2 separate regions of the Homo sapiens genome follow, and region 2 is linked to region 1. Evidence: read pairs that join two places in POLR2A ChIA-PET (ENCODE). Cell type or tissue: PC-3. All regions are shown on one strand. Each heading gives the region's core, and the rest is flanking DNA. Links, peaks and the distances in the headings are about the cores only. Region 1 overlaps SH3RF1 (SH3 domain containing ring finger 1). Region 2 overlaps SH3RF1 (SH3 domain containing ring finger 1).

The links. ChIA-PET counts read pairs that join two places held together with the same protein. Peaks named below come from ENCODE experiments on the same cell type or tissue, not always from the same donor. Only the 100,000 strongest peaks of a DNase experiment are listed, where the experiment ranks them.
Region 2: POLR2A ChIA-PET joins it to region 1 with 9 read pairs; 3 of 35 experiments call an interaction of 5 or more read pairs at or near these places.

What each region holds. Positions count from the first base shown.
Region 1 is chr4:169,182,940-169,187,336 of GRCh38, forward strand. All of the region lies in intron 2 of SH3RF1 (SH3 domain containing ring finger 1), which reads right to left. Among named protein-coding and RNA genes, the nearest start is that of SH3RF1, 86 kb to the right of the region's middle. In PC-3, for the core only: no CTCF peak of the experiment used is centred there; no DNase peak of the experiment used is centred there.
Region 2 is chr4:169,251,802-169,256,198 of GRCh38, forward strand. All of the region lies in intron 2 of SH3RF1 (SH3 domain containing ring finger 1), which reads right to left. Among named protein-coding and RNA genes, the nearest start is that of SH3RF1, 17 kb to the right of the region's middle. RefSeq lists an enhancer at 1-568. In PC-3, for the core only: no CTCF peak of the experiment used is centred there; DNase peaks (open chromatin) are centred at 2,370 and 3,020; H3K4me3 peaks cover 1,696 bases; H3K27ac peaks cover 3,600 bases.

The DNA of each region.
Region 1 (4,397 bases), core at 294-4,293:
GGAAGACTGAAGTGGAAGGACTGCTTGAGGCTAGGGGTTTGAGACCCGGCTGAGCAACATAGCAGGGCAGGGAGTTGGGGCGGGGTGCGGGCATGGTGGTTCATGCCTGTAATCCCAGCAGTTTGGGAGTCTAAGGTGGGAGGATCACCTGAGGTCAGGAGTTCGAGACCAGCCTCGCCAACATGGCGAAACTCCATCTCTACTACAAAAATTAGCCAGGCATGGTGGAAGGCACCTGTAATCTCAACTACTAGGGAGGCTGAGGCTGGGAGATTGCTTGAACCCAGGAGGCAGAGGTTGCAAAGAGCCGAGATTGCATCACTGCCCTCTAGCCTGGGCAACAGAGCAAGACTTCGTCTCAGACAAAGTCTCGCTCTTGTCCCCAGGCTGGAGTTCAATGGCGTGATCCTGGCTCACTGCAACCTCCGCCTCCCGGGTTCAAGTGATTCTCCTGGCTCAGCCTCCCGAGTAGCTGGGATTACAAGCACTTGCCACCATGCCCAGCTAATTTTTGTATTTTTAGTAGAGACAGGGTTTCACCATGTTGGCCAGGCTGGTCTCGAACTCCTAACCTCAGGTGATCCACCTGCCTCAGCTTCCCAAAGTGCTGGGATTACAGACGTGAGCCACCATGCCCAGCCAAAACAATTTTTTTTTAATTAGCTGGGTGTGGTGGTGTACAACTGTAGTCTCAGCTACTTGAGGGACTGTGGTGGGAGGACTGCTTGAGCCTAGGAGTTCCATGCTACAGTGAGCTATGGCTGTGCCACCGCACTGCAGCCTGAGCAACAGAGTGAGATGCTGTCTCTTTAAAAAAAAAAAAACAAAACAAAACAGAACAAAAAAAACTGGAAAAAAAAAGTCAACAAGAAGCAAATGTGTTAGGACACGACTGCTTGTTGGAAGCCTTTGCTAAAATACTAGAAATGTAGGAAAGAGACTTTTTATTTCTATAAAATCATGAAGTTTATGAGACTACAAAGATAAAGCTGACAGACTGTCTCCATGAGCAGGGCTAACAGGAAGTTTTGTTTGTTTTTTAAAGCAGTAATAGCTTATGTCATTCTTTTGCCTAAATCTGTTACCTGGGATGTAGCAGTAAGGAGGCTGGAAGGTGTTCACAAACAATCTTTGAGGACTAATGCAAATTCACTCACATGAATGCATGGACTGCTCTGAAGGTACCAGACCTCAGGGCACTCCCACCGGCAGGCTTACTGTGAACCGACATCCCCTACTTCTGAAATCCATTTGGTACGGCAGGAGATCTCTTGCGGGATGTCTGCATTTTCAGAAGAAATTATCTACTGACTGCTTTGGCCAATGTGCTTTTTCACCTCTAAATTTTAAGGTGTTTTTAGCTTTATCAGCAATACCAGAGCACATCACACGTGCACACATCCAAATAGATCTCAGCTTCCACACTTGAAGATTCTAGAAAGCCAGATGGCAGGGCCATGAAGCACATGTAACCAACATGGGCTGTGAAGTCAGTCAGACCCGGGCTTGCATCCAGGTGGCTTCACTTCATTGCAAGCTCCTTCACTTCCCTGAGTCTCACAGGAGGATAGCTATTCCTTTCCTTTTGAGCCAAATTTAACAATGTAATAGTATTCTGAAGAGAGCTAAACCTAAGGACCTTTAAATTCAATCCACGGAGACCACTAATTAACTATGAGCCACTAAAAAGGAGATGCCAATCACAGGATGAGGAAGGCTGGTAGAGAAAAGATTCCTGACTTCCTAATTATCTGAGGTAAGAAAGTTTTGTTTTGGGGTATTTATTTATTTATTTTTTGCACACTGGCTAAGAATAGAATATGCCAAAACAAAGTCTGCACTCTAGGGTGTACAATCTAAATCATATCTTGATTAGCATCACCTAAACCTAAACTGGACTAAGCAGTAGAAAACAGACAGCAGTGGGCAAGATTACACTTGCAAGGGATTGTCTGTGAGATAAACGGTTTTATTTCCTGATTCCAACTCTAGGTCCCTCACCTTAGTTTTCAAATAGTGAAGTTACAGGACCACGAGGATAAAAGCCTCCTCATTCCAGACGTCCTGCAAGTGTGATCAGGGGTTATCTGCTTCCTAGAATGGAGTTTCCAGTGGAAAAGGACAAGGTTTAATAGGAGTGTCAAGATTTCCTTCCCTATATATTAAGATAGTTACCTAAAAACTGTTGTTCTTTCATTTTGTTCAATCATCCCACAAATATTTATTAGGTCCCTACCACATGCCAAGCACTGTGCTAAACATTGAGGATAAAATGAATGAACAAGGCAGATACGGCCTCTGCAATCTGGGATCCCACACCTGAATGCAGGGAGAACAGCCAAGAGAGAAACAGCGGTGGGAGGCAGTGATAGCCTGCCGCTACAAGCCTCACACAATTGATGAATACTAGACATAGCAAGGAAAAGGGAAGAATTCTAAAATTTTGCAAGTGAGCTGCAGTCTGAGCTGATCTCTTTAGCTGCCCAGAAAAAACAAAACAAACAAACAAACAAAAAACCCACAAAACATTACTCACAGGGAGCATTATTCTTTTCTTTTAAGGAAGTATTTTAGTTGTTGAAAAGGGATAACTAACTGCTACACCCACAAAGCTGGCATGGATAGGAAAGTGAGATAAAGAAAGGTGAAGGCCTAGGGTACCGAGAAAGTGGGTGTAGTTTCAGGTTGGGAGTGGAGGGAGATAAGCTGACTACAGTCACAGCCACAAGCCTGAGGAGGTTTTCAGACCCATAGGAACTTGAACTATGTTCTAATTCCACCTCCTTTACTCCCCAGTCTTCAGAAGAGTCTGTGCTAATAACAGCTTTGGGTAAATAAAGCTTTGAGAAATGAAGGAGAGGGAAATTTTCTCTGCTTGAGGCAATGAGATCCGAGAGGGGGCAGCAATCATGGGTGGAGAGAACTACACAGCGTAATCAAGAATCAAATGGGGAGGCAGGATTCCAAGACTAGAGACCAGAAAAGTGCCTGTCATAAGCTTATTCGCACATACCTTCACCCATACACTCTCCACCGCCTGCTTCCTCCCCAGGAATCCTCAGAAACACTTAGGACAGTAGACCTCCCAAAATACATGTGATGGGGACTGGAGTCATTTTATTTGACTAGTAAGGAAAGAGTGTCACCTAGATGAAAGATTTAAAGATCTGCAGGTTATATAGAAAAATTAGTGCAAGTAAAGGAATGATAACTTCTCCAGCAAGAGCGATGACTGCCCTATTTTCTAAATAGAGAGTATGGTAGCTTTAAGGAGAGTGGTAGCTGGAAAATGCCTGGACTTATTGTTAACAAATTTTGGGGGCAATGAAATAATCTGTATAACAAACCCCATGACACATGTTTACCTATGTAACCCGCACATACTGCACATGTACCCATGAACTTAAAAGTTAAAAAAAAAACGAATTTATTTGGGCAGTATAGGTATCCCACTTTATAAAACTGGTATTATTTCTCAGAGACTAACTATAAAACACTTATTTCTATCAAATCCCCTATTTTCTTTCTGATTCCATTATAAAACATCCTGTTCCTTCAGGTGCAAAAAATAGAATTACACTATTATAAAAGGACCCTTTAAGTTGACTTATGTTGTTTTAGAAAATACCAATGTTAGCAATAAAATTTCTACAGATACAAACATTTTGACTATTAAAAGTCAAGAAAATAAACTGAACTTAAAGGAGAGATTCCCATCATATCAATAAGGAATCTCTCCTTTAAGTTCAGTTTATAGCACCATCCCCATTACAAGTCATATTAAGATCCGGGCGTGGTGGCTCATGCCTGTAATCCCAGCACTTTGGGAGGCTGAGGCAGGCGGATCACGAGGTCAGGAGATCGAGACCATCCTGGCTAACACGGTGAAACCCCATCTCTACTAAAAATACAAAAAAAAAAAAAATTAGCGGGGCGTGGTGGCGGGTGACTGTGGTCCCAGCTACTTGGGAGGCTGAGGCAGGAGAATGGTGCGAAGCCAGGAGGCGGGGCTTGCAGTGAGCGAAGATGGCACCACTGCACTCCAGCCTGGGGACAGAGCGAGGCTCCATCGCAAAAAAAAAAAAATGAAAAAGAAAAAAAGAAAAGATTCTCTTTAAAACCTCAAGGCTTCTATTTTACACAAAAATACTCTTTTTGCTAACTCTTAAATTATTAGAGCAACCTGCAACTCTTTTCCTAGTTTCTGGTTAAAAGATTTAAATTAGCTTGCTTATATAGTGTACACACGTATATATGTATGTATGTGCTGACTGATTGAAACAGGGTCTCACCGTGTCACCCAGGCTAGAGCGCAGTGGTGTAATCTTGGCTCATTGCAGCCTCCCAGGCTCAAGTGATCCTCCCATCTCAAGCCTTCTGAGTAGCTGAGACTAAGA
Region 2 (4,397 bases), core at 162-4,161, 69 kb after region 1:
TTGACTGATTTAGGGCTGCGCAGCCTACTAGAAACAATTCCATTCTTTAACCTCTATTTTATTAACAAAACTGTGATATCATTCTTCCTTCAAACATTAAAGAAAAGCCTTGCATATTCATCAATCAAAACTATATTTTATTCAGATCACCTTTGATCATACATGTGTTTGTGCCAACTAAGTGTATTTTTCAGTTGAAGCCTATAAAAGATAGGTGGTGTGCCTACAAGAGCGAGGACTCTGGTATGTTCCGCAGCGACTCAAGAACCACGTGAGATGTGCTAGGTAAAGGCAATTCACTCTTGTTTCAGGTTGCACTTAAGAGGGCCTGCGTTTTCACATTTTATAGCATGTTGAGTTTTCCAGCTTATGAATTCTATCACAGCTTACTTTTTCAAACAGTGATATCAATGCAAAACAAGTTCTTTGAGAACAGAATGAATTCATTCATGGCTAACCCAGATGCAACAAACAGGACACAGAGTTGCTAAAATATTACTTCTCTCTTTCAAGATTATAAAATATCTTGTCACATATTTTTCCCCAAGGTAATGTGTCAAAAATTTACTTTCTGGAGTCAGATATACAATATTCCATAGGATCAGCTTTTAAAATGTTTTCATGACCATTGAAAAGGGCTATGAAAATTGCTACTATTCTCATTCTAAAGCTACTGATAGATAAGATAGTTGTAATCTAATTACTCCCTACCATCTGGCACCTGGGTGCCAATAATTAGCAACTCTGCCTGATTGCCAGATAATAGTCAACTGACCAGGAAAGTTGGTTTTAAGTATCAAACTGTGAATCAATTTTTGCCTCAATCTATCTTTAACCAACCTATTCTATTTTTTTGGCTTAATATCCCAGTATGTCTAGTAATGCTGCCAAGAAACGATGACCTTCAGTTCAGGGACAGAGAATAAATACGTGCTGATGGACTGACGTATTCATAAGCAAAACACAGGCTCTTTTTTCATACATTCTAAATTTCAACATATATCACTGAACATAAGGCATGTTAAATAAATCCTAAACTGGCAACAACCCACAGTAACAGGCAGGATGGGTGGATTATAGCAAAGGGGAAGTTAAACAAAAATATGACTCTAGCTAGTTGTTAATGATAAACACCCTCTGCCCAAATACTGACCTGATACCATGAAACTGGATGGAGAAAAAAGCCCTAGGGGTGGGAGGTGGGGGTGACTGAGAAATTTACATATCAGGTTAATGTGAAAAATAAACTTGCCTCTCAAGGAAAAGTTTGGATCGCAAAGAAGAAACTTAAATAAACCTAGTAACACATGAGAATTTACATAATAAATATTCACATAGAATTCCCACTTCTTACACACAAAGCTCTTCATTCATAGCATACCTAGAAACCACAGCGTGGCACATTTCTAAAGTTACCAAACCTTCCTAGCATGTTGCTTCTCAAAATCTGCCATTCTTCTTAATCCATAAGGAAATGTTAGGTAGACCTAGTGTTACTTATTTGTAAGTATCAGATAGCTTAGTCTCCTGAGAGAAGTAATAACTCAAGGTATTTCCATGTATATAGTTAAATTGTTGATACATTAACAATCACAGAGAATCCAGCCTTGCAGCTTTCTGAGCTAGAGAGCCCATGGGCTTTTGTCATGTTTCATATCACAGCTGGCTGGCTTATGATTTGAGACTTGGAAAGGATCCCTTGGGACTAATTTATTCTAACTGCCCTTTTCTTCCCTCTTTCCGCTCCATTCTCAATAATTTTAATTTAATTTTGAATGTGCATGTTGCCTCTCATAGGATTCAAAATGTAGAGGTGCTATTGCTAACCACATTACCTGTGCTTCCTACCATCCACAGGATTACCCACCTCTGGAATTACTTAGTATACAGATGATCTGCATCAAAAGAAGCCATTATACATGTAACATTTTGCATTCTAAAAGATTTGCAAGCAGAGAAATTATAAGGTGTTTGGTAAAGATCAACATGACAGTTGGACAGCCAATTCCTATTAGATCAATTTCATTTTCCTCTATGTCAGAATGATGTGCCTGGGGGATAGGAGATAACATATCACATATTTTAACTTTTATAAGGCTTTTGACTCAACTCAGCAGAACATTCTTTCTAATAAACTAGGAAAACATGATTTCTAGACCACCATGGTGGGTGCAACCAAAATGTTTCAAGGGCCATTCTCAAGAGAATTGTTATTCAATATCCAATTACAGTCAAGTTTCATAAGGGTTTACCTAGCCTTTGAGTACTACTGTCATTGCTGACTTAAATAGTGGGAAGATGAATGTGAATAAGCTTACCAAAATATACATGTGGTTAGACACTCCAACTTACAAGGATGTGAATGTGTTCCGATGGACCTTGGAATTCTGGAATGTGAGTAGTCATCTATCAGTTCCATCAAGAAGTATTTACTGAACTGACCACCTACTACTTTTTCCACAGTCATGAGCAGAAAAGAGGTATAAAATTCAAAAGAGCTCCTGATCTCAAGTTCCTTATAACTTGGTACAGGAGACAACACTAAAGCACAATTAATTAGAGAACAATACCAAATGGGGCCAGAGAATATTCAAAATAAATGTAATAAACAAGGTATATATGTGTTTAAGATCAGGTATCCATATGATCACAAATATGTATTAAAGCAATTGCATTTTGGATTGGCATTTTTCAATTCCTGTTGATAGTGGCCAATTGCTGACACTATCGTAAAGATTACAGAAACAAGTTTAATCCGGAGGGTAGTAAAAACTAACCACTCGAGAGATGGGGGAAACTGAATTTATCTAAGGAAAAGAGAAAATCTGAGATCTAGGCAAAGCATGAACCAGCAACGTAGTGAGTTATTTTTAAAGGTACATAACATGAGGATGTAAAAACAAGGAGCAGGAGGGTCCCATGACAGCCCTTCCACAACTTGAAGCCCCATTCAGAACTTTATCACCACACTAAGAGCTCTTCTGGACCTGAACCCAAGCACAGCAAGCAGGGGTTGGATAGCGTCCAAAGGAGAGTGACTAAAATGATTAAAATGTTAGGAAATGGGTCCTATGAGGACATGTAAACGAAACTCAGTTATTCAGTCCAGATAAAAAGAGAGGAGGTCAGGGCTGCACCACAGCCTGCAAGGTCAGGAAGAAGAGGTACAGGGGAGCACCTCTTTTCCATTAAGGATGGGATGAAAGGAATGAGAGTACATTGCAAGGACAGGAATTTATGTTTAACAGAAAAAAGAACCTCCTCTGGCTAGGAAGATGGTAAGGCACTGGAATAAGTTTGTATCAACAAGCTTTTGAAATGTCCTTTAGAAGAGACTTTCTAAAAACCCAGTAGATGACCATTTTCAAAAAATGTTCACCCAGTGTCGTTTCTTACCCAAAACAGTACATGAATATTTTAGCTACAAAATCAGTACGTGAATATTTTAACTATAAATAGAAACTCCATTAAAAAATATATAAATTTATTGAAATTTGAAGCATAGCAAGGCTCTTCACTGTTGCAGCATTTGCAAAATGCATCAGTAAAGTACATAAATGCATTTGTTTATATCTGTTTATATATGTCACAATTTTTTTAAAAGGGAAATCAGCTGCTCTAGATATGAGCTATTAAAAAATAACCAAAACATGGAAAAACTGACCAGTAATAACTACTTAAGCCACATAATCTTAATGGTATGGAAGTGAGGGGAAGGGTGGGCAAGGTTGGGGAAGGGTAAGCAAAAATCAGTCACAAAGGAATAAAACACTACACACATGTGCATATGCATGGATACATACACACATACATACACACATACACACACACACACACACACACACACACACACACACACACAGAGTCCAGATAGATCAACTGACCCACCCATCCATCCATCTATCCAACAGTGCATTAAAACATCCATGTTTTAACAATGGGCATAATAATCTTTCCTAACATTACTTTTTTTTTTTCTTTTTGAGTCAAGAGTCTCGTTCTGTTGCCCAGGCTAGAGTGCAGTGGCGTGATCATGGCTCACTGCAGCCTCGACCTCCTGGATTCAAGCGTTCCTCCCCCCTCAGCTTCTGAAGTTGCTGAGAGAGCAGGCACGAGCCACCATGCCAAGCTAATTTTTTTGTTTTTGGTAAAGATGAGGTTTTGCTATGTTGCCCAGGCTGGTCTCAAATTCCTGGGCTCAAGCAATCCTTCCGCCTGAGCCATCCAAAGTTCTGAGACTATAGGCGTGAGCCACCATGCCTGGGCTCCTTAAATTTTAAAAATTAGGACTGCACTACAAAGCACATCTAGTTTCCCTTACGGAAAGTCTTAGGAGTCTAAGTCTTTAGTAATATGCTAAAGAAATAACTAAATTGAATTTTTTTAAAATTACTTGA